Regions from separate parts of the Homo sapiens genome. Here region 1 is linked to region 2. Evidence: read pairs that join two places in POLR2A ChIA-PET (ENCODE). Cell type or tissue: GM12878. All regions are shown on one strand. Links, peaks and the distances in the headings refer to the core of each region. The heading gives the core; the rest is flanking DNA. Region 1 overlaps SLC23A2 (solute carrier family 23 member 2). Region 2 overlaps SLC23A2 (solute carrier family 23 member 2).

Region 1 (11,929 bases), core at 2,503-10,502, 93 kb after region 2:
CAGTCAAGCCAGTGACAGAGCCCACACTTAGTGCTGGCGTCTTAACAGCTTGTGTCAGGCGGTGTTGCCTGGCTAGACGTGAACACATAATGCTGGCATGAGCAGCCCTTTCCAGATCATCTCGGGAGACTTTTTCTATCGTCATCTATTTCAGGGGAACTCAGGGTCCCAGCAGCTTGCAAATGAGCAAGTATCTTTACAGCAGCGCTCTCGGGACCTTTAGTCCTAGTTAAGCCACCAAATGCTCACCCTGAAAGGTGCCCAGGTCGGATGCCAAGGTCAGGTTCAGGCTGAGGTCTGACTGAAGAGTGGAAGCCAGATCCAGTCTTTCCTTTTGCCATTTCCAGTGGATCACCAACACAGTGTGATGTGTGATGGCCACATTCCTAAGGATAAAATCTCTAAACGCAATTCACCATTTGTATTCCACTGCCCTAGGATGCACTGGTTGAAGTCTGAAACCATGGTAAACCAGATGGCATTTGGACCATTCCATACAGCATCCGTCCCTAATTACACGCTGTCCTTTCAGTACAGTCCTGAAAATTTGTGCTTATGGAATACCTAGAAGTCAAACAGTGTTTTCCCTTTGACGTACATTCCCACTTCAGGTGTCCTTCACTTCCGCTATCCTCTGGGCCCCTCTGGCAGGTAATTATAACTGGATGGTTGTTGAAGGGCATGCCTGTGGGAGTGGTCAACAGCAATGCATCTGGTTTGTATGGTGTAGCCTGCGTCTGTGCCTTAAAGCCAGCACCCTTCCTACTCTGGATTGATGTCATTGCATGATTAAACAGCCAGGAGAGCATCTGTAACAAGGAAGTCTTGACCTCACTGGCTCAGAATGGTGTGTGCTGGGCTCTGGACTTGCAACGAGACTGCTTGTCCTTTAGCTAGAGCCAGTTTGATTTCTCAGTCCAGTTCCTGTTTCACTGTGGGTAGGACTTGCTGCCAGACAGCTCAAAGGGAAGGATGCTGGGTCCCTGTCTCGCTGGCCAGGCCACTGACTAGGCTCTCTGGGGCATTTCAGGATTTGGATGTGTGAGAGTTCCCAGCCCTGCAAACAGGAGGAGTCAGTTTAATATTTTACCCTCAAAATTATATTAAAAATAGTGATTAAGTTCTCATGCTAACCCATAAAGTCACTTTAATGTGACTTAGCTGAAATGCTGTACATTTCCATTAAAAAATGGTAGTCTTTTTGAATAGCTAAAGTGTTCATGAAGTCAATATGAAGTATCTAAAATATAATCAAATCATGTCATTTGAGGATCTCTGCATTTAGTTTGAGGATGTGGGCAGCAAATTTAATGGAGATTCTGCAAGTTTTCTGGGCCCTTTAAAATATATTAGAATGTCTTTAAGTATTTTTATGATTAAGCAGAATATTTATTTTATCTGCTGTCACGTTGTAACTTACAGCTCTGTAGATCTAGATCACTATTATGATTTATCTGTAATCGGTGATTAGGGCAGTTTTTGATTTACAAAATGAAACAACGGAGGGAAATTTGTTCCTGTGATAACCAATAAGAATTTTAAAGGGAGGAGGAGGGAGGTAAAAAAGCAGAAATACACTGATGTTTAAAAAGGAGTTTATAAGCTCAGCAGGAAAGAGGGAACCTCAAATGCCCGCAGTCTCCCGCCTGCAAGAGGAAAGGTGGTGATGGCAGGGGCCGGTGTTGGGGTGTTGGCACTGACCACGGGGCCCACCCTGGAGCTGCCTGGGTGGGAGGAGAGTGGCAATGGGGAGGATGAAGAAGCCACTGGCTGTGGCTGCATGGCACAGGAAACCTTTGCAAACTGGGGCTTTTTCTTCTAGGTGTGCCTGCATTTACTCATGTGCTGTATGTCTATGGAAAAGACTGTTAAGCTGTCAAATAGTGAACTACCTCGGTAGTTCCCGATGCCGTGATCATGGTTTTGGTCTCGTTTCTTTTAGGTTACCCCTGTTTCAGGCCAGTGCTTTTGCATTTTTGGCCCCTGCTCGAGCCATCCTGTCTTTAGATAAATGGAAATGTAACACCACAGGTAATTGCAGTTATTTCCACATATGTCATTGGGGTCCTTTAATGCAGGTGTAAAGGGAGGCCTGGACGTGCTGCCCTCAGCAGCGCTAAATCCTTTCAAGAATTAGGGACAAAGCACACAAACCCACAAACAGCTTAGAATGCTCCATCTGTGGATCGTGTCTGTCTCTCTCTTTCTGTCCACTTGTTCATCCCTAACCCTAGAGCAAGAAAGGATCAGAATTGACCTCATTTCTCTATGTTAATGAAATTGACAAATATGGGAACGGAATAGAAAAATATTTGTGCTATTTTTCTGCCTCTCTCTTTCAGTGGATTTTATGACCCACCAGTAATCACTCTCTTTGCTGCGTCAGCATCCCTTCTCTGAAACATCTTTGCTTTTTAAGGATCTGGCTACTGTGGTTTGCTGCAAATGACTTTCATTCCCCTTCTTTAGTGATTGCAAAGATCCTTAAGGAACCCGATAAGGTCAGGAAAAGATAGGGAATTTAAGAAAATTAGAGTCAGACCTGTACTCTCAAAAATACAATTACATTTTGACCTTCTAGGAGCAAAGTTTTCCAGCCTTCATTTCCTTCCTTGCTCCTAGGAGTTACTTTGTGACCACTGATTTGATCTGGGAACTGGAAAAGGCCCTCTGTTTTATCTAAGTTTTTCAAACCTCAGTCCAGCAACCTTGCTGTCGGGCATTTCAATGAGCTGTGTGCAAAGGTTGGTTTTTTTGTGTGAGGCTGGTGCTAGTAACGTGTATCACCACTTCAGTTAGCTTTTGACAATTTGGGGAGCTCTTAGTCGATGAATTCATTTGGTTAAATTAGCATTTGAGGATCCACCTTTCAGTGAGATAAGCTATACTGTTGGAGGTTGAATTTTAGGGATGGGGATTGAAACAGATGTAATAAAAACAGGGAGAAAATTCTTCTTAAAAGGTAAAATGAATATGTCATGTGAGACATCAGTGTCACTCCAAGAAAAACTTTGTTTTTGTTTTCAAGATGTTTCAGTTGCCAATGGAACAGCAGAGCTGTTGCACACAGAACACATCTGGTATCCCCGGATCCGAGAGGTAAAAGACAAGCGTTGTCTGCTTTTGGCTTCTTCATGTTTCTTCTCAGCTTCAATGTTGGTTGACCCAAGAAATAGCAGTTACTTTTACTGAGCCCTTCTTTTCTTTTTCAATTACTGATAGTTTATTTCTCTTGTTTAAGTAAATGTAGTTAAGCAATACTCTAAAATAAAGCATATGGAAATGCTCTGGGCAACCTTAAGGAATGGTTTCCTCCCTCCTGCACACCCACAGACCTGTCCACTCACACCCGCCAGCACAGCTAGCTGAGGTTCGTGGCTCACTGGATGGAGCTACAGAGGCTCATCATCGACAGATAGCAGAATTGTTCGCTCTGGCCTCAGTGTTTGCCTGTGTTCATTGAAAGAACTAAAGATATTTGTCTGCCAAAGTGCAATTGAACAGAAGCAGACATGAAGTACGGCTGACAGTGTATTAATATTTTCCAAAACGTGTGAGATAATTCACCATCAGTTCAGAATGAGCACAGATGTGGCCATTCTGCACACTAAAAACATCCCTTTAGAATTTCTGTCAACAACATTGTCTTGTCGATGTCCTGGGGGGCTCACTCTTTAAAGCTGAGAGTCTTTATGCTGCAGTGTTCCTCTAAGGCTGGTCTTTAAATGTTGTGTTTCTTAAAAGGGAATTATAAATTTTTGCCTGCATCGTTTAACAGTGAAAAAGGCATGTGGGCCGTGTGTCCAGGACCTATTTCTGTAATACACCTGCATCATGAATGCAGGCCCCAGTTAGTGCCCCCTGAAGTTTCTTGTCGGGTCCTGGGGAATTTTCTAGCTATCTCTCCCAAGTTAGATGATGTAATAACTTATTGCCTTGCAGAATTATCAGTTGTGGTTGTAGGTGACATTCTGAGTGTGCAGTGTACAAGCAGCTCACTCTCATGTCTGTGCCATCTCTTGTTGCAGATCCAGGGGGCCATCATCATGTCCTCACTGATAGAAGTAGTCATCGGCCTCCTCGGCCTGCCTGGGGCTCTACTGAAGTACATCGGTCCCTTGACCATTACACCCACGGTGGCCCTAATTGGCCTCTCTGGTTTCCAGGCAGCGGGGGAGAGAGCCGGGAAGCACTGGGGCATTGCCATGCTGTAAGTGGAAACATCTCCCCTCATCCCACCACTGCGGGGCAGCCTTTAGGAACATTCACACAGACTTCAGGAGATAATGTTTTTCAATAATAAGAATGGTCTGACAGTTTCAACTTTATTTGCTTCGTGCTGGGGAATAGTTGAAGGGTTTTTGACCCAGAGTTTGGGAAGTGACATATAGTTGACGTATTACAAAGACAGACTTAGCAGCAATATGAAGAGGGTGGATTGTAAGTTTTTAAGCTTTGGTAGTGGGGTAAGGTAGTGGCGCCATTTGTTTTTGACTTTTGAGGTCTTGCCAAGTCTCATGTTCATGAGTTGACATACTGAGAAGCCAAATTTTTATATCATGAGACTCAAAAATATTCCAGAGTGGCAGGAATCTGGAGTATTTCCAGAGAAGTCGTGGGAAAGGTCTGTTGCCATTGATGATGTGACTCTTCTCCCCAGGCCACACTGAGCTCTGCACTCCTGACGGGTGGGTGGTTGGGGGAGGGACATAGTTTCTGCCAGGGTCCTGCTAGTCAGTGCCTGTCCTTTTGTACAGAATGTCACATCCATTAAAGATGTCCCTTGCCCTTTAAGTAAAGTTAACATTTTGTGTTAATGAAGTCACAGGGGAGTTTGATAATATTACTGATGATTAGAGTCACAGAACTCTTTGTAACACAGAGCCCACATTCTCTATGTGTCTGCAGAGCATGTTTAAGAGTTGATTATGTGTAGGTATATGGTTCCATTACTCTGGAATTTAACCAGCCAGTACAACTCCTAAAACAAAATAAGTCATCACATAAGAGAATTTTTCATTTGCTCTGTTTTGTGAAATAGTCTGCAGTTATTTAATAACAGGTGGTATTTATTGATCTTTTACTATGCATCAGTCCTTTATATAACACTTGTATATAGTATCAGATAAGGCACATCCTAGTGTTATCCCATTTAACAGCAGAGGACACTGAGCACCACGACGTAATGTGATTTGCCCAGAGTCATACAGTGAATTAAGTGGCCACCGTGGGTTTCAAAACCCAGGTGGTGGACATGGGCCCGAACCCATCATACTCAATCCTGTTCTGTGTATTAGAACATGACGTACAAATAAAAGGGAACCATAGCAGAATTGTTATCTACACTTTACAAATTAAATTAAGGTGTGTGAAAATATCAAGTTTTTTTTTTTCTTTAAACAAGGTTTGAAGGAGACACATCTCACACATGAGCATGAATACCCATCATCATGCTTTCCCAAAATTGTTCTTTTTTTGCAATGGAGTCTCGCTCTGTTGCCCAGGCTGGAGTGCAGTGGTGCGATCTTGGCTCACTGCAACCTCCACCTCCCGAGTTTAAGCAATTCTCCTGCCTCAGCCTCCCGAGTAGCTGGGATTACAAGCACCCACCACCACACCCGGCTAGTTTTTGTATTTTTAGTAGAGACGGTTTCACCATGTTGGCCAGGCTGGTCTCAAACTCCTGACTTCAGGTGATCTGCCCACCTTGGCCTCCCGAAATGCTGGGATTACAGGCATGAGCCACCGTGCCCAGCCCAAAATTGTTCTTACTATTCTCATTTCACCAAAGGTTGGTCAAAACATTCTTCACACCAGCAGAGATGGGAAGATGGCATGTGAGAATAGTCTTTCAGCGAAATGTAATTAATGCCAAAATGGATAAATTGTAGGTATAGTACAGTAAAATTTGAAACCAGTAACAAAAGGATGAACAAAACCCACAAAGCACTTACAAGCTTAAAAAAAAAAGTGTTAAAAATCACTCTCAGAGAGGAAATTGAAACTTTGCAATTAATTACTGATAGTTTAGGAAATGATGGCAAGAACAGCACCAGTCACACTTAGTAGCCAGAGGTGTTCTCAAGAAAATTCACAACCTTTAAAGCAGATACAGCACATGAAGAATTTCAGTAACTAAGAAAACAGGACAAAAAAATGAACCTAGTAAAAGCAGGGGGAACGAATTAATAAAGATACAGAAAATGTGACACAAATAGAAGTGGTAAATCTAAAAGCTGATCTCTTGAGGGGGAAACAAAACCCAATGTAGACAAACTTCTGGCAAAGCTAAGCAGGATAAGAGGAAGCCTGTGCACATAGATCTGCCACAGATCCCGTCAGAGGGAGCAAAACTGTTACCTCCCCCCAAATTAAAACAAAAAGTAAGAAAATAGTGGTTTTCAGAAAACTTAAGTAACCAAAATTGACTCCTCCTCACTCTTATCTCTAAGTATGGGGGTGCCTCCACACTTGATCCTGGCCCCCTTCTCTCCATGCACTTCCCCCAAGGAAATCGCATTTCTTTGATGGTGGATAGTTCCATGGAAACCTGTAGTTCAGACCTGTAAACTCGATACTTACAGATCCAGCCCCTATTTTGCCCCTCCACTTACTGTTACACAAGACATCTCCATCTGTAAATGAAAAAGCCCCAGACTTTTGATTCCTTTCCTGCCCCTGAAACCAGTTTCTTCTGCTTTCCTCCTTTCGGTGAATGGCACAACCGTGCCCCTAGTTGCTTCAGCCAGAAATGTCTATCTGTTCTTCAGTCTTCCTTTCGCCTCATCCCCCACACAGCCCATCCTGCCCTTCCTCCTCCGGAACAAATTCTGAACCCGTTCTCTTTTGCAGGCCTTCACTGCCGCCACCCTCTGCGAGCCTTGCTCGCCCTTGGCCATTGATTCCTCACTGTCCCCAGCTTCTCCCTCATGTCTCCCAGGGGTCCTCCTCTCTCCCCTCCTTTTGAAACATCAGTTAGACACAAGCTAGAATTCTGGAAGCTTTGGGGTTTTCTTACTGTTCCAATGTCTGGAGCCTCACGTGCTGCCCTCGGTGGGTCTGCTTGCGTCTCTTGGCCTGGATACCTGGAGCCCCTTTGCTCTGAGCACCCAGGCATGCAGAGGTGGGACATGATCTTGAATTATCTAGATGCCTTCCTCCACTCCACCCTTACTTGTCTCTTTCTGGAACCTCTTCCTGAAGCCTCCTGGACTCTTCCTGTTTCCTCTCCTGTTTTCTATCTCTTTGTCTTTTTTCTCTATTCGTGAGAATTCTCCTTTGCTTTATCTCTTATTCCTTCTGCCAAGATTGTCATTTATGCTCTGGTGTTTTTTCAGTTTCCAAGAGCTCTTCTGTATCCTTGGGCTGTCAGCTCTGTGAGAGCAGGGCCTACGCTCTGGGTGGGTCACCTCTGCACCCCCAGCACCTGCCCCTCCCGTGGCTGAGCTGGTGCTCAGTGAGCAGGTTGTGAACTAATAAAGGAAGGCTCAGGAAGCCCGGTAAACCCATGACCACAAGAGCAGCCGAGATAGTTGCTGAAGGACTCTGATTCCTAAAAGAAGCCCTGGGCCCAGATGGTTAGACAATGAGTGCATTCAGTCTTCAAGGAACAGAGACTATATGCACTAACTTGCAAACTGTTCCAGAGCTCTGTGAAAGGAGGGAAACTCCCCAGCCAATCTTAGCGGCAAATTCTGACTGAACTAATACAAAAGGAGAACCATGGACCATTGTTTTCTTTCCTGGGGTTGTGTTAAAAAACAAACAAATCCTGAGCTGATGGATGTATTGCGGCACATTCTAAGCAACGAGCCCTGAGTTCAAATGTCTTCAGGTAGCGTGCTAAAGTTCAGCATCATTCTCTACTGTAAGACTCCTTCCAATCTTTCAAAATGCAAATGCGCAAAAGACTCTATTCACCTTCAGAAAAGGGCCTTAGTATCCAGCCCTGTCCACCCTTAATTTGTTTTTTAAATGTCACACATCTATAAGCATATCTTGACAGACTATTCCTTAGAATGTTGTTTGGGAAGATGCTGCTACAGATAACACAATGAAAGAACAAGGCATAATGCGTCATTTCAAGAATTCACAGATGATCAAATATTAGAAAATGTGTTGAAATCGATCATGGCTCCATGGTAGGTTTTTTTTTATTTGTTAAATTTTGAGACAGGATCCCGCTCCATCACCCAGGCTGGAGTGCAGTGGCACAATCTCAGCTCACTGTGGCCTCTGACTCCTGAGTTCAGGCGATTCTCATTCGTCAGCCTCCCAAGAGTACCTGGGACTACAGGGTAGATTTTATTAATAAGGTCTTATTGATAAAACTATGGTAATAGTCCCTTCCCCTGAATTTTATTTTTAAAATTCAACCTACATCCTTGTTGCAAACTTAGCAATGTGAGAATAGGAGGATTTTTTTTTTTTTTTTTTTTTTTTTGAGACAGAGTTTTACTCTGGTTGCCCAGGCTGGAGTGCAGTGGGGCAATCTCGCTTACTGCAACCACCACCTCCCGGCTGCCAGCAATGCTCCTGCCTCAGCCTCCCAAGTCGCTGGGATTACAGGCATCCGCCACCACTCCCGACTAATTTTTTTGTATTTTTAGTAGAGACAGGGTTTCACCATGTTGGCCAGACTGGTCTCAAACTCCTGACCTCAGGTGATCCACCCACCTCAGCCTCCCAAAGTGCTGGGATTACAGGCGTGAGCCACCGTGCCTGGCTGTATAGAAGGATCTTTATGCGTAAGATAAACATGCCTCCTACTTGAATGATGAAAGACTCAAATCAGTCCTGCCTTTTGAAGTCAGGAACTTAAATAAGCTTGTTTATTATCACGGGTATCATTTAAAGTTATTCTAGATGTGCTAGTCAATTTATAAAACAAGAAAGTAAAATAATGTGGACCCATACCAAAAAGATCAGAGAGGAGAGGGGATGGTGACTTGCCTGTAGAGGAATTAAATACATTCCACAACTTCATAAATAATACTGTGGTCCTGGGACAGGGGTAGACATTGGCAGAGCAGAGTAAGAAGAACAGAAACAGAATCAAAGAAAAATAAATATTTAGTATAGATGGCAGTCATATTTGAAACCAGTGGGGAATGGACAAATTATGTAGGAAAAACTAATTATTTTTGGGAAAAAGTTAGACTCCTAATTTATATCAAATTGTATTTCAGTTGAATTAAAGACTTAAATATACAAAATAACCATAAAAGTGCTAGAAGAAAACCTAAATAAGTTTTTAATCCTAAGGGAGGGGAGATCTTTCTTAAAGCAGATATTGAAAAGAGAAAGAGAAAGATAGATTTTACTATTGACACATTTAAAACGTCAGAAACCACTGAATTAAAAACAAATCTGTCGTGGCAGCTCACACCTGTAATCTCAGCACTTTAGGAGGCCAAGGTGGGCAGATCACTTGAGCTCAGGAGTTCTCAACCAGCCTGGCCAACATGGTGAAACTCCATCCCTATTAAAAATACAAAATTAGCTGGGTGTAGTGGCGGGCACCTGTAATCTCAGCTACTCAGGAAGCTGAGGCACATGAATCACTTGAACCCACGAGGTGGAGGTTGCAATGAGCTGAGATTGCACCACTGCACTCCAGTCTGGGCGACAGAATGAGACTCTGTCTCAAAAAAAAAGCTGGGAAAATACTCATAAAAATGTCACAAGAAAGGCTAACATCCCTAACTCGTAAAGAGTTCTACTGGTTAATTTAAAAGTGAGAGAATCCCAGTGGAGTAATAGATGAAGGGTGTGATAGGAGTAGCCATTTGGCAAAAAAGGGACTACACCTAGCTCATTAAAGTGTGAAAAAGGTTTATCCTCCCAATTTATTAAAATGTGTATTATCTACATGATTCTGTTGGAATTGAGAGTGAATGAGGTTGTACAAACTAAGTCACTCTGATGGAGATGGAGTTTAGAGACGGAGTCTCAGGGAAGGTTAGTGCGGCCGGTCAGTGACTGCTCTTTCTGGCACAGTGCATACGTCCTTGGTAGGACCTACATTTTAAAACTTATTTTTTTATTGACTTTTCTTATGGAAAATTTCAAACCTATTCAGAAGTGAAGAGAATAGTTTAATGAACCCCCATGTGTCAATACCAGGCACTCCAAAACAGTATACTTTTATCTATATCCCACTGTTTTTCAGCTCCCTCCAATTCAGTTAAATTCTAGGTATTTGAAATTTAACAGTAATTAAGCTCAGAAATCTAAAGCAAAATAATAGTCCCCTCCTACTCCATCTCTCAAAAAAATCTCATGATTGTTAACTAGTAAAAAATTTTGTTTTTATCCTTACATATTTTTATATTTTTATGCAAATAAGTACAAACTAGTATATATACATAATTTTATTCATTTTTACCCCAATAATTTGTTGGGTTTACTTCTCTGAGACAGCATGTTTAGATGATCTCTTTCTTTCTAAAGCTGCACAGTGTTTAGTAATGTAGTCTATAATGTATTCAGCCATTTCTCAGCTGATGCTCATGCATGTAGCTTAAATTTTTGCTGCTACCAAAAAAAATGCTGAAATATATACCTCAACGTGAAAAGACTGAGTATTAGAAGCAATGATGATACAGTTTTTCAATTAAAGCTGTTTATGTTGCTTCTGATGTCATACAGTATGGGAATTTTTATTTATTTATTTATTTATTTATATTTTATTATACTTTAAGTTCTAGGGTACATGTGCACAACATGCAGGTTTGTTACATATGTATACATGTGCCATGTTGGTGTGCTGCACCCATTAACTCGTCATTTACATTAGGTATATCTCCTAATGCTATCCCTCCCCCGTCCCCTGGTATGTCCATAAAACAGAATGCTAAGCAGTCACTAAGGTGCTGCTGCAAATCTCTGTCTGATGAGGCGGAAAAGCAAATAGATACTGAGGCAGGTCAGGAAGCTGCGTAAAGCATGATTCCAGTTTGGCTTAGATAATAACCTGTTCATGTCTGGGGACAAGGAAGATGACAATCTGTCTTCCTCCAGCACCCAGCAAATATCCAGGGAGTGAAAACTGTTCAGAACAGATAGACCACGATATTACATGGTTTTATCACTCAAGGGGGATTATGGATGATCTTCAGGGTTTTATCTTTTTCTTTCTGCTTATCTGTCTTTTAAATTTTTTGTACAATTTAGTATGTATTACTTGCGTAACATTTTAAAGTAAAAGTTAGCAAAGGTAAACATGAGGTGGGAAGCACCCAGTGGAGTAGACAGCAGCCCATCCTGAGAGCTGGGGCTAGAACGCTTCATCCCTTTGCTCAGTTAAGATGTGTGGACATGGGCGGGTCTGCACCTCTAAGCTGCTGCCTCTCTGTCACAGGGTGCCTGCCCCCAGGTGTATTTGAGAATAAAAATAAACTCGAAGTAGAGAGGTTTTAGAGCAGAAAGAAACAGTCATGTTCATCTGCTACCTAATCTGCTTTCTAAATTTGAGTTGCCAGATTTGGGCCTAAGATCTGGGTGTCCCTCCTCAAATTCTGTGTGGTCTCAGTCCCCTCTTAAATGTGCAGGTGTGTTGCCTGAAATAATGATGACAAAACTAGCAGGCCTGGGGCATCTTTGGATCTCCTAATATTCACTCTGAAACAAATAAGTAGCATTTATTTTTTCCAGACATGAAAATTGCATGTAGGTCTAAGTTTAAAATATTCCAGTTTTAGTATCCCTTGTTACCATATTGTTTTTTGTTAAACTTCACTATCCCAGAGGAATTGAAATAACGTGGGCACTGTGTGTGTTTTCGACCTTGAACTGGTACTGGCAGAGACCCCTGATGGATCACCAGTTCACCGAAGCGCCTGAGTAGGCAGGGAGACCCGTGGAGCAACACACGCATGTTCTCCAGCCGGGCTGCCATCCACACCTCATTAGGAATGTGACAGTGGAG
Region 2 (11,929 bases), core at 2,148-10,147:
ATCTTAGATATGTGACTAAATAGTCCTTTATTTGTAGCTCATTTGTGCTGAATACATCATGTTTTATTTGACAAATCCTTCTATTAGGTATTTAGCTTATGAGCCATTTTCTGCTGTGGTGGACATAATACAGTGGTGAACAGCATTGTACCTAAATCTGAGTGCATTTTCCTGATTATTTCTTTAGACTAAATTGTTGGAAGGCATATCATTTGCATTTCTAAGACTTTAACACATACCTAACATACATGCCAGAGACCTCCTGCATTCAGGTTAACACACTGGGAAGTATTGCCATAATAAAACATTTTTTCTTTTTTATGCCAATTTGAGTGAAGAATGGAATCACTATGTTTATTTTGCTTTTCTTTGATACCTAGTGAGTTTGAGTACTTTTTAATGATTCTTTTGGCCATTTATATTTTGTTTGGCTTATTGTGGTTTTTTTTGCCAGTTTTTCCAGTCTTGTATCTGTCTCTCTTTCCTGGTGATTTATAACAGTATTTTTATATCAAGGACGTGAACACTTTAATAAATGTTATACATATTTTCCCCATTTGCCTGGTAATTTTATGATGTATTGGAGAACTAAGTGTTATTTGCAGATTGTTTTTCTTGGTTTAATTTTCAAATTAGAAGTCTCATTTTTCAAACTCTAAAGTTTCATAGGAAACATTTTTCTTAAAGATGAATAAAAATCTGTCAGAACATGATTTTGTTTAAAGTATTTTATAGATTTCTTATTTGCTTGTCTGCTAAAATAATGCTTGGAACAATCAGCTGCCACCTTTGAATTAAAAAGAAAAGTAAAATTTGGAATAGAAGATTTTCCAATATTATTGTCTCTATATTTTAATATTTTTTTCATATATTTAGACATTTTTTTTTGTAGAGACAGGGTCTTTCTATGTTGTCCAGGCTGGTCTTGAACTCTTGGCCTCAAGTCATCCTCCTGCCTGGGCTTCCCAAAGTGTTGGGATTATAGGTATGAGCCACCATGCTGGCCCCATTGTCCCAGTAAATGTGAACCTTAAGTTTGGGCGCTTTTGGTGTTTAGACCCTTTGGGTACACATAATGTCTGTTGGGTTGATGGTGCTCTTTTGTGTTAATTTCTTTTTTCTTTTTCTTTTTTTTTGAGATGGGGGTCTCACCCTGTTGCCCAGGCTGGAGTGCAGTGGTGTGATCTCGGTTCACTGTAACCTCCGCCTCCCGGGTTCAAGCGATTCTCCTGCCTCAGCCTTCTGAGTAGCCGGGATTACAGGCACACGCCACCACGCTTGGCTAATTTTTGTATTTTTAGTAGAGATGGGGTTTTGCCATGTTGGCCAGGCTGGTCTCGAACTCCTGACCTTGTGATCTGCCCGCCTCAGCCTCCCAAAGTACTGGGATTACAGACGTGAGCCTTACAGACGTGAGCCACCGTGCCTGGTCCTTTGCATTAATTTCTTAGTTTTGCTCTAGTAGTATTAAATTGGAGACTTTTGCATCATACTTAGATAATAGCCTTAAATAACTCTTTCTGATTTTACCCTATAGGGTTCTTGTTTAAAAATCGGCATCCGTTTGTATTCCAGCTCTCTGGAAACACTTGTCCTAGCTAGGTTTTAGGGGTTTGCTAGTCTTGTTGGCTCCTTGAGGTTGTGGAGGGGAGCTTAATGTGTGTAGCTTCACAGCATCTGGCTCAGCACAGCTCAGAATAGGTACTACATGTGCCCTGTGTGCATATCCTGGCATTATCCCTTTAACTGTCTCTAGGAGAAATGAGACCAGTATGGGTTCTGGTTCTGGGGCTGCCTCCAACTGGGGATAAGACTCTGTTTCCCCTCTGTGTCTTCCATTGCCAATGGGGGGCCAGGTTGCAGGATTTCTAAGCCCCTTTTGTTCATTCTTTCCACCCCCTTCATTAAGCACTGTCTTTCAGCAGGGTGCTGGGGAGAAGCAGCCTGCCCAGGCTTAGCCATTTCTAGGTCGTCCTCGTTTTGAGTTCACAATTCTGACCTCTAGTTACTTTAATCTGGTTATTATCTAATCGTGATCACTCCTAGACATTTTGGAGAGGTTTAGAAAGTTTTGGGGTTAACAGACATAAAATAGGATTTTCAGCTTAGTTGAAGGTCAACAGTGCTTGTTCACACGCAAAGGCACAGTTTATGAAGGGAAAAATAGAACCATTTGTGTTAACTGAGCTTGACTTATTAGCACCGATAGTTGCCATGGGAGTGTTTTTTTAACTTTGTCATTTTGCCAGGAATGTAAATCGGGGCATTACTCCTTAGATCTTCATGTAATTAGGAGGATGGACAAAGCCCCTATTTTTCTTGAATCAGGAGTTTATTATCCCGTTTATAATACGGGAGTAAATTAGGAAAGGTGTCTTTAATTTTTTTGTTTGTTTTTGTAGAGACCCTTGTTATGTTGCCCAGGCTGGTCTTGAACTTCTTGGCTCAAGTGAGATTATACAGTGTGAGCCACTACCAGTATCTTTCGTTTTTTCATGATAAGTACAACTTAGGCATTGAGCAAAACTGTTTTTAGTGACTTGTCTTGCATATATATTTATGAATTTTGAGCTTTTAAAAAATCACAAATAGGCCAGGTGTGGTAGCTCATACCTGTAATCCTAGCACTTAGGGAAGCTGAGGCAGGAGGATCACTTGAGCTCAGGAGTTCGAGACCAGCCTGAGCAGCATAATGAGATCTCGTCTCTTTTCTTTTCTTTTTTTTTTTTTTGGGGACAGAGTCTCGCTCTGTCACCCAGGCTGGAGTGCAGTGGTGCAGTCTCAGCTCACTGCAGCCTCTGCCTCCCCATTTCAGGTGATTCTCCTGCCTCAGCCTCCCCAGTAGCTGGGACTACAGGTGCATGCCACCATGCCCAGCTAATTTTTGTAGTTTTTTAGTAGAGTCGGGGATGGGAGGGTTTCACCATGTTGGCCAGGCTGGTCTCGAACTCCTGACCTCGTGATCTGCCCACCTCAGCCTCCCAAAGTGCTGGGAGTACAGGCATGAGCCACGGTGCCCAGCTTGAGAGCTTGTCTTTATTAAAAAAAAATAATAATAATACGTGTTCATTAATAATGGTTAAAGTAGAAAAACAAAAAGAAATAGGACACCACCTACATCTGAAACCCTGGGAAGATCCAGTTAATATTGTAGTAAGTGTCCTAGAATGCCTATCTTGCTGAAGAAGTCATGTTCATAAAGAGAGAGATGTTCTGCCTTTTTTCACCCCACTTTGTAATAGATCATAACTATTTCCCTGTGTCATGATAGTATACTGCAGAGTGGCCCTGTAGTATTTTATCATACAGTGTTTTGCTATCGTAATTTATTCATTCAGTCTTTACATAGTGGATTCTACTTGTCCTACAACTGAAATATGTACAATTACATTCATCTAATTACTTTTCTAGAACAGTGATTTCATTGGATATGCATTTTTGTTATTTTTTTTTTGAGATGGAGCTTCTCTCAGCCACCCAGGCTGAAGTGCAGTGGTGTGATCTTGGCTCACTGCAACCTCCGCCCCCCTGATTCAAGTGATTCTCCTGCCTCAGCCTCCTGAGTAGCTGGGACTACAGGCGGGCGTGTACCACCACACCTGGCTAATTTTTGTATTTTTAGTAGAGACAGGGTTTCACCATGTTGGCCAGGATAGTCTCGATCTCTTGACCTCATGATCTGCTGCCTCAGCCTCCCAAAGTGCTGGGATTACAGGCATGAGTCACCGTGCCCGGCAGACTCTCTTTTTTTTTTGAGATGAAGTCTTGCTCTTGTCCCCCAGGCTGGAGTGCAATGCCATGATCTCGGCGCACTGCAGCCTCTGCCTCCGGGTTCAAGCAATTCTCTTGCCTCAGCCTCCCGAGTAGCTGGGATTACAGGTGCATGCCACCACGCCCAGCTAATTTTTGTATTTTTAGTAGTGATGGGGTTTCACCGTGTTGGCCAGGCTGGTCTCGAACTCCCGACCTCAGGTGATCCGCCCATGTTGGCCTTCCAAAGTGCTGGGATTACAGGCGTTAGCCACCGTGCCCGGCCGGGGAGGGACTTTCTAGCACAAAAGTAATAGAAGAAATTGCAAAAAGATACTAGTATGACTTAAGAGAGACTTAAAAAATGTCCTCTATTTCAAGTGGTATAAACAAAATGGAAAAAGCAGTCATTTGCTTTTTCTGGGGAAAATGCTTTCAGTAGACAAAGGGTTAATATCCTTAACCTATAAGAAACTCTTGCAAAAAGAAAAAGCAAAGTAAAAGTAGGAAAAAAAAAAGAAACTCTTGGCCGGGCGTGGTGGCTCATGCCTGTAATTCCAGCACTTTGGGAGGGCGAGGCAGGTGGATCACAAGGTCAGGAGATCAAGACCATCCTGGCTAATACGGTGAAACCCCGTCTCTACTAAAAATATAAAAAATTAGCCGGGCCTGGTGACAGGTGCCCGTAATCCCAGCTACTCGGGAGGCTGAGGCAGGAGAAAGGCGTGAACCCGGGAGGAAGAGCTTGCAGTGAGCCGAGATCGCGCCACTGCACTCCAGCCTGGGCGACAGAGCGAGACTCTGTCTCAAAAAAAAAAAAAGAAAGAAAGAAACTCTTGCAAATGAATCAGAAAAACCCAAACACGTACTGAAAAAAATGGGTAAAAGGCACTTACAGTTCATAAAAGAACTGTAGACACATGGATCAAAGAAATCAAGATCAAAACCAGATGTCATTCTTTACATGTCATATTTGCAAAAATTAAAAAAAAAAAAACAGGCGGGGCACGGTGGCTCACGCCCGTAATCCCAGCACTTTGGGAGGCCAAGACAGGTGGATCACTTGAGGTCAGGAGTTTGAGACCAGCCTGGCCAGCATGGTGAAACCCTGTCTTTACTAAAAATACAAACATTAGCCAGGCGTGGTGGTGCGTGCACGTAATCCCAGCTACTTGGGAGGCTGAGGCAGGAGAATGGCTTGAACCCGGGATGTGGAGTTTGCAGTGAGCCAAGATGGCACCACTGCATTCCAGCCTGGGCAACAGAGTGAAACTCTGTCTCAAAAAATAAATAAGTAATAAAAAACAATCTAGGAATGGCAAGTGAGGTTAACGTCATATTCTTTCTTTTTCTTTTTTTCTTACTCACCGCTGCACCAATGAAGAAATACATAGTTTTCTTCCGTTGTGCTTTGTCAGTTTGTCTGCATTCCCAGAAGGAATTGGGAAGCTTTTTCATTTCCCATTTCTTACGAGGAAGGCTGGGAAATAACTAAGAATTTGTCTGGGCCTAGCACCTTTTGGAAAAGAGTAATTTGCTTTTGTAATTTTCTCCATTTATTGTTACTTGTTCAGGTTTTCAAAAAATAGTTTTTGGCCAGGCACGGTGGCTCACACCTGTAATCCAGCATTTTGGGAGACCAAGGCGGGTGGATCACTTGAGGTCAGGAGTTCAAGACCAGCCTGGTCAACATGATGAAACCCCATCTCTACTAAAAATACAAAAATTAGCCAGGTGTGGTGGTGGGCCCTGCAATCCCAGCTACTCGGGAGGCTGAGGCAGGAGAATCGCTTGAGCCCTGGAGGCGGAGGTTGCAGTGAGCTGAGATCACGCTACTGCACTCCAGCCTAGGTGACAGAGCGAGACTCCGTCTCAAAAACAAAAACAAAAACACTGAAAAAATAGCTTTCCCCCCAAAATTGCCCATTTCATCAAGATTTTCAAGTGCATACATGTGCCTCTTTTGTAAGACCTTGAAAAAAATACAAACATTGGGAATGATAGTATAAGGATAAAGGATATAAGGGTAGTATAAGGTTAAAAATAAACTTAAAAAACAAAATGCCAAAGCATGAAGAATATGTAGTGTTTGAGTTTGCCCTTGTTTTCAGAAGATATTTGTCATATTCAGGAAGTATCTTTTAATTTGCATTGAAGATATTTGGTTTTTGCTTTTTATTTATTTTTATTATTATTATTTTTTTTATTTTTTGAGACGGAGTTTCGCTCTTCTTGCCCAGGCTGGAGTGCAATGCGCGATCTCGGCTCACCGCAACCTCCGCCTCCTGGGTTCAAGCGATTCTCCTGCCTCAGCCTTCCCGAGTAGCTGGAATTACAGGCATGCGCCACCATGCCTGGCTAATTTTGTATTTTTAGTAGAGATGGAGTTTCTCCATGTTGGTCAGGCTGACCAACTCCTGACCTCAGGTGATCCACCCACCTCAGCCTCCCAAAGTGCTGGGATTACAGGCATAAACCACCGCGCCTGGCTGGTTTTTGCTTTTTAAATCAGGAGGAAGTGTTTTGTCAGCCTTTTTGGCATCTACTGAATTGATAGAATGATTTGGCTGTTCAAAGGTTCTGGCCTGTTATGATACTGGCCCTGGCATTCTCTCCTTCCTGCTTTTGAAGAGTTAACATCCCTTTTTAAGGAAATGATGTTGAGTCAGTGGTAGATGTTAAATAACATAGTAAGATACACAGATGGCAATTCTGTAGTATTTCTTCCCCAGTTTTTTGTTGAATGTTTTCTGTATGAAGTCAGTGTCTGGAAACCACAGCATGTAGTATGTACTTTTGCACATCCTAATTAAGAAGCAACAGAAGCACTGTGAACAGATTCTTGAGAGTTCAGCGGGCCTTGATGGGGGAAAGTCATGTGGCCATGAGTGTGTCCCAAGTGATGTTTCCTCTGACCTGCCGCAGCGCCCAGGCTTTGATCTCAGCCCCGTAGCCTTGCGTGCAAAGGACAGTTTTCATGTTTCCAGAGTGCGGTGGAACCCACGAATGGGAGGGGCATTCAGCGGAGCGCTCTGCCAGAAGTTCAAGGTTGCTTACTGATAGCTCAGTCTTGTTTTTGTTTGTATCGTGATTCCTTCTTAACTCCTTCCTCAGAGATTCCTTTCTCAAAAATGTATTTGCATGTTCCCAGTATTAAAACCTCTGACCCAGTTCTGTGGTTTGGTCTCAGTACTTGTTCTGTGCAGTAGTTAAGTCCTTCCAGCCATCTTGCCACTCAGCTTAGAAAAATACTCTCCAAAAACATGTCTTTAAGGAGTCATAGTACTTTCGCTTCCCCATTCAGAATTTTCCAATGATTTGTAGCTAAAAATGACATTCTGTTAATTTGCACTTTGCCCTCATGGAGCCGTTTTTAATTAATAGTTTTTTAAAGGATTTGCAAAAGAAGCATACACATGTTGAAAAATAATTCTAGCTTGTCAGACTTGTGTTTAGTAAATTGAGAAGGTCACACGATCTTTTCTTATGTCCCCCCACCACTTCAAAGCAGTTTGATCTGTATCCTTGCCAGCCCTGTTCTGTGTACACAAATGCATACTATGTAATTATCCTTTTAATAAAAGTGAAATCATAACCACACATATTGTACAACCTGTATTTTTCAAGGAACTGTATTTGTTATTATAACTTAACTGAAAGTAAGCCATTCTTTTAAAGTGTCTCTCTTGTTTTCTTTTCTCATGTTCTTTTCATTATTCCTCTTGACTAGACATTGATGGATGTCACCTTTGTGCCTCCCTTCTGACATTGCAAATTTCTGATAAACATAGCTTAAGGCTTGGCATAGTGGCTTGTGCCTGTAATCCCAGCACTTTGGGAGCCGAGGCGGGTGGATCACCTAAGGTCGAGTTCAAGACCAGCCTGGCCAGCATGGTGAAACCGTGTCTCTACTAAAAATACAAAAAATTAGCCAGGCATGGTGGCGGGCACCTGTAATCCCAGCTGCTCGGGAGGCTGAGGCAAGAGAATCGCTTGAACCCGGGAGTGGAGGTTGTAGTGAGCCAAGATTGCGCCACGGCACTCCAGCCTGGCTGATAGAGCGAGACTCTGTCTCATTTAAAACAACAACAACAACAAAAAAACCCCAAAAAACCCCCCAAAAACCCCCACATAGCTTAAGATAGATTTATGTGTAGAGATTTTATTTTGAGAAATAAATTACTACTTTTTTTTTCCTTGCATGCAAAATGTTTTAGAAAGGGAAAGACATCAATTTCTTCATTCACGTTCTAATAATTTAAAGTGAGTATTTTTTCCCAAATAGCACAAGACCAGTGTTTAGTTTCCAAAATTAAAAAAAAAAAAAAGACTCATTAATGGTTCCTTGAAGGCTGGACTGGTACCAGTCTGATGGCATTTGTGTGCTATTTAACTTGGGGCCGTTGGCGATTGTTGATGCTAACTTGCCCAAGAACAAATGGTAAAAGTTGATGTCTCAACATAAGGATTTTCCAGTGAAAATCTGGCTAAACTGTTGGTTGCCTTGCACGTTTTTCTTCACAAGGGAGGGCCAGGCTCATGGCTGGGGCTGGGATGGCTGTTCCCAAGACAGCCACTGAGTCAGGCTCTGGGTTCCCTTTATTGTGGAACATATGCATAGGTACAAGAGTGGATAAAACATAGCCGTTTAATAAATAGTAAAAGAAACATCTGTGTACCTGCTCATATCCCAGTTTGAGAAACAGAATGTGACCGGCTTTTTGAGAAGCACCCTCCCCGTGTGCTAGTACATTTTTAAGAGGCTTTAACAGAAAGTGACTTATTTATTTATTTTTTTTAAATCAAAGACCCTGTGCTAGGGAATATGGAGTTTAAAAGTTATCAATGGAGAAATCCCAACTGAGTGCAAATCACTTTTTTTGCTTTTGTTTTGAGATGGCGTGTTGCTCTGTTGCCCAAGTAGGACTGCAGTGGCACAGTCATGGCTCACTGCAGCCTTGACCTCCTGGGCTCAAGGAATCCTCCTGCCTCAGCCTCCTGAGTAGCTGTGACTACAGGTGTGTGCCACCACGACGAGATAATTTTTTTTTTTTTTTTTTTGTAGAGACAAGGTTTCACTATGTTGCCCAGGCTGGTCTTGAACTCCTGGCCTCAAGTGATCCTCCCATCCCAGCCTCCCTACAGGTGTGAACCACCGTGCCTGGCCCAAAATTGCTTTTTATTTATTTATTTATTTTTGAGACAGAGTCTCACTCTGTCATCCAAGCTGGAGTGCGGTTGCACAGCTCACTGCAACCTCAACCTCCTGGGCTCAGGTGATTCTCCACCTCTCAGTCTCCTGAGTAGCTGGGATCACAGGTGTGCACCACCACACTTGGCTAATTTGTGTGTGTGTGTGTGTGTGTGTGTGTGTGTGTGTTTTGTAGAGACCACCCTATTGCTCAGGCTGGTCTCGAACTCCTGGGCTTAAGTGACCTGCCTGCCTTGACCTACCAAAGTGCTGGGGTTACAGGTGTGAGCCACTGTGCCTGGCTGAAAAGTTTTTTTATAGGTGTTCTAAAATACTATCTTTCAAAATACTTTGTAGAAATGGAGAGTGGATTTTTAAAGAATTGAGGGTGCAGTTTGTGACCCTGCCTAGAGACAGGCTGGGGCCTTGGAGGCAGTCCATAAAAATGAAGTAGTAATAGAGCAAATTCTAGGATTGGGCATGGCTGGGTGAAAAATAGACTCCATTCATGCAGAGTACCTCCTGCTAGGTTTGTTATTACTTTTAATTTACCATTTGCTTTTCTCCAGCTAGGTCTTGACTCCACTAACGGGGACTTCTCATACGGCTTTGAACTTGGACCTTGGTGCATAAGCAAATGTAACTCAGCGAATTGTAATGGAAAGCATATGGACAGGTCTACGCCACATCACTTAGGTGCGTGTAAAACACAATCTCCAGTTGTGTTTCCTTTTCCTTTTCTTACTTTTTCTGAAACAGGTTCTTGCTCTATCACCCAGGGTGGAGTGCAGTGGCACGATCACAGCTCGTGGCAGCCTTGGCCTACTGGGCTTATGTGATCCTTCTACCTCAGCTTCCCAAGTAGCTGGGACTACAGACGTGAGCCATGGTGCCTGGCTAATTTTTAAATTTTTTTTTCTTAGAGATGGGGTCTCACTATATTATCTAGGCTGGTTTCCAACTCCTGGGCTCAAGCGATCCTCCTGCCTCTACCTCCCAAAGTGCTGGGATTATAGGCTTCAGCCACCATGCCTGGCTAGTTATGCTTCATGGTAGAATTGGGCTGGCAGCTCTGTAGCATTAGAACCCTTTTGTACTTGACCTTACCTTTGTACGTTTTTTACGTGTTGAGAACGGTCTAAATGCACAACCTTTGGAATAATGAATTGTTAGGTTAATGCTAATGATAAGGTAATAGACTTCTTTAGGCCAAATTCCACGCAAGTAGATTAAACTAGAAAATAAACAGGCACAGTCTTGCCACTTATATTAATTACAAAGTAGGAGGTAAATATTTTCAGTTTTCTTTCATGCTTTTGACTTTATTATCAGCAAAAATTTGTTGAGTACCTCCTGCTCTTGGCCCTCCGTGAGGTTTATACGTGAGGAACCTGGAGTGGAAAGAGATTTAAGAATTGTTTCCTCACCCCTTTTCAAGCATTCTCTGCAGTTTAATTAATGAGACTAACCACATGTACATTACTCAGGAGCATTCTTTTTTTCCTCCTTCTGTTGTTTCCCTTATCCCCAAAGCTTGATGAACATTTTGATTATTTTTAATTTTTTGCTATTATAAGCAATACTGCAATCAAATTTCTTCTTGGGGAAAACATCTTAGCAGTAGTAGTGATGGGCACAGTGCATGACCTTTTAAAATTTGATACATGTATAGGTAAATTATCCTTCAGAAAAGCCGCAAGTGTTTCACATCTGCCGATACATTCTCTCAGATACTCTGCTTCTGGATGTGGTGGTGCACGCCTATAGTCCCAGCTACTCTGGAGACTGAAACAGGAGGATCACTTGAGCCCAGGAGTTCAAGGATTTAGTGAGCTCTGATTGTGCCAGCGCACTCTAGCCTGGGTGGCAGAGTGAGACCCTGCCTCAAGAAAAAAAAAAAAAAAAAAAGGATGCTGTCAGATACATTGACTTGTTAAAACTAAATTTATTCAGTATGGTGGATGTAAAATGTTATGTCAGTGTTGTTTTAAAAAAATTTTATGTGCAGTAAAATTTACTTTCTGTGTACACTTATAAGAGCTTTTACAAATACTTAGAGGGGATCACTCCTTTTAAAAAAATTTTAAGACTTCTAATAAAGGCTGGGTGTAGTGGCTCATGCCTGGAATCCCAGCACTTTGGGAAGCTGAGGCGGGCGGATCACCTGAGGTCCGGAGTTCAAGACCAGCCTGTACAACATGGAGAAACCCTGTCTCTATTAAAAGTACAAAAAATTAGCCAGGCATGGTGGCGCATACCTGTAATCCCAGCTATTCGGGAGGCTGAGGTAGGAGAATCGCTTGAACCTGGGAGGCAGGAGGTTGCAGTGAGCCGAGATTGTGCCATTGTACTCCAGCCTGGGTAACAAGAGGGAAACTCTGTCTCAAAACAAAACAATGACAACAACAAAAAAAACCAAAAAACACTTCTAATAAAGAAGTCTCTACTTACTACTAAAAACAAAACAAGGCCGGGCACAGTGGCTCACACCTGTAATCCCAGCACTTTGGGAGGCCAAGGTGGGTGGATCATGAGGTCAGGAGTTCGAGACCAGCCTGGCCAACATGGCTGGTGAAACCCCGTCTCTACTAAAAATACAAAAATTAGCCAGGCATGGTGGCGCACACCTGTATTGCTAGCTACTCTGGAGGCTGAGGCAGGAGAATTGCATGACCTCAGGAGGCTGAGGTTGCAGTGAGCCGAGATCATGCCATCGTGCTCCAGCCTGGGTGACAGAGACAGACGTCGTCTCAAAAAAAAAAAAGAAAAATACACATCCTGACCTTTTTAATGATTTACCTTGTCAAGCCTGTTTTCTTAGTTCTGAAGGAAGAGGACACCTGGCTCTTTTCTTAGAGGTCACCTTTAATACCAGGTCTTTCTTTGAAATCACTCCCTTAGTTCATCCATTTTTCTCATTGGCATTTTCACCATTGCAGTTGCCAAGGTCATTTTCCTTGGATTAACACAGTAGCTTCTTGATCCCCA

The links. Peaks named below come from ENCODE experiments on the same cell type or tissue, not always from the same donor. Only the 100,000 strongest peaks of a DNase experiment are listed, where the experiment ranks them.
Region 1: POLR2A ChIA-PET joins it to region 2 with 5 read pairs; 2 of 35 experiments call an interaction of 5 or more read pairs at or near these places.

What each region holds. Positions count from the first base shown.
Region 1 is chr20:4,875,923-4,887,851 of GRCh38, reverse strand. It overlaps SLC23A2 (solute carrier family 23 member 2), which reads left to right. Exons shown (of 17, transcript NM_005116.6): 7 at 1,943-2,031; 8 at 3,029-3,099; 9 at 4,029-4,210. Among named protein-coding and RNA genes, the nearest start is that of RASSF2, 58 kb to the right of the region's middle. In GM12878, for the core only: no CTCF peak of the experiment used is centred there; no DNase peak of the experiment used is centred there.
Region 2 is chr20:4,968,501-4,980,429 of GRCh38, reverse strand. It overlaps SLC23A2 (solute carrier family 23 member 2), which reads left to right. Exons shown (of 17, transcript NM_005116.6): 2 at 9,511-9,637. Among named protein-coding and RNA genes, the nearest start is that of SLC23A2, 27 kb to the left of the region's middle. RefSeq lists enhancers at 6,544-6,853, 6,109-7,308 and a silencer at 6,921-7,121. In GM12878, for the core only: no CTCF peak of the experiment used is centred there; DNase peaks (open chromatin) are centred at 6,689 and 7,141; H3K4me3 peaks cover 1,598 bases; H3K27ac peaks cover 2,023 bases.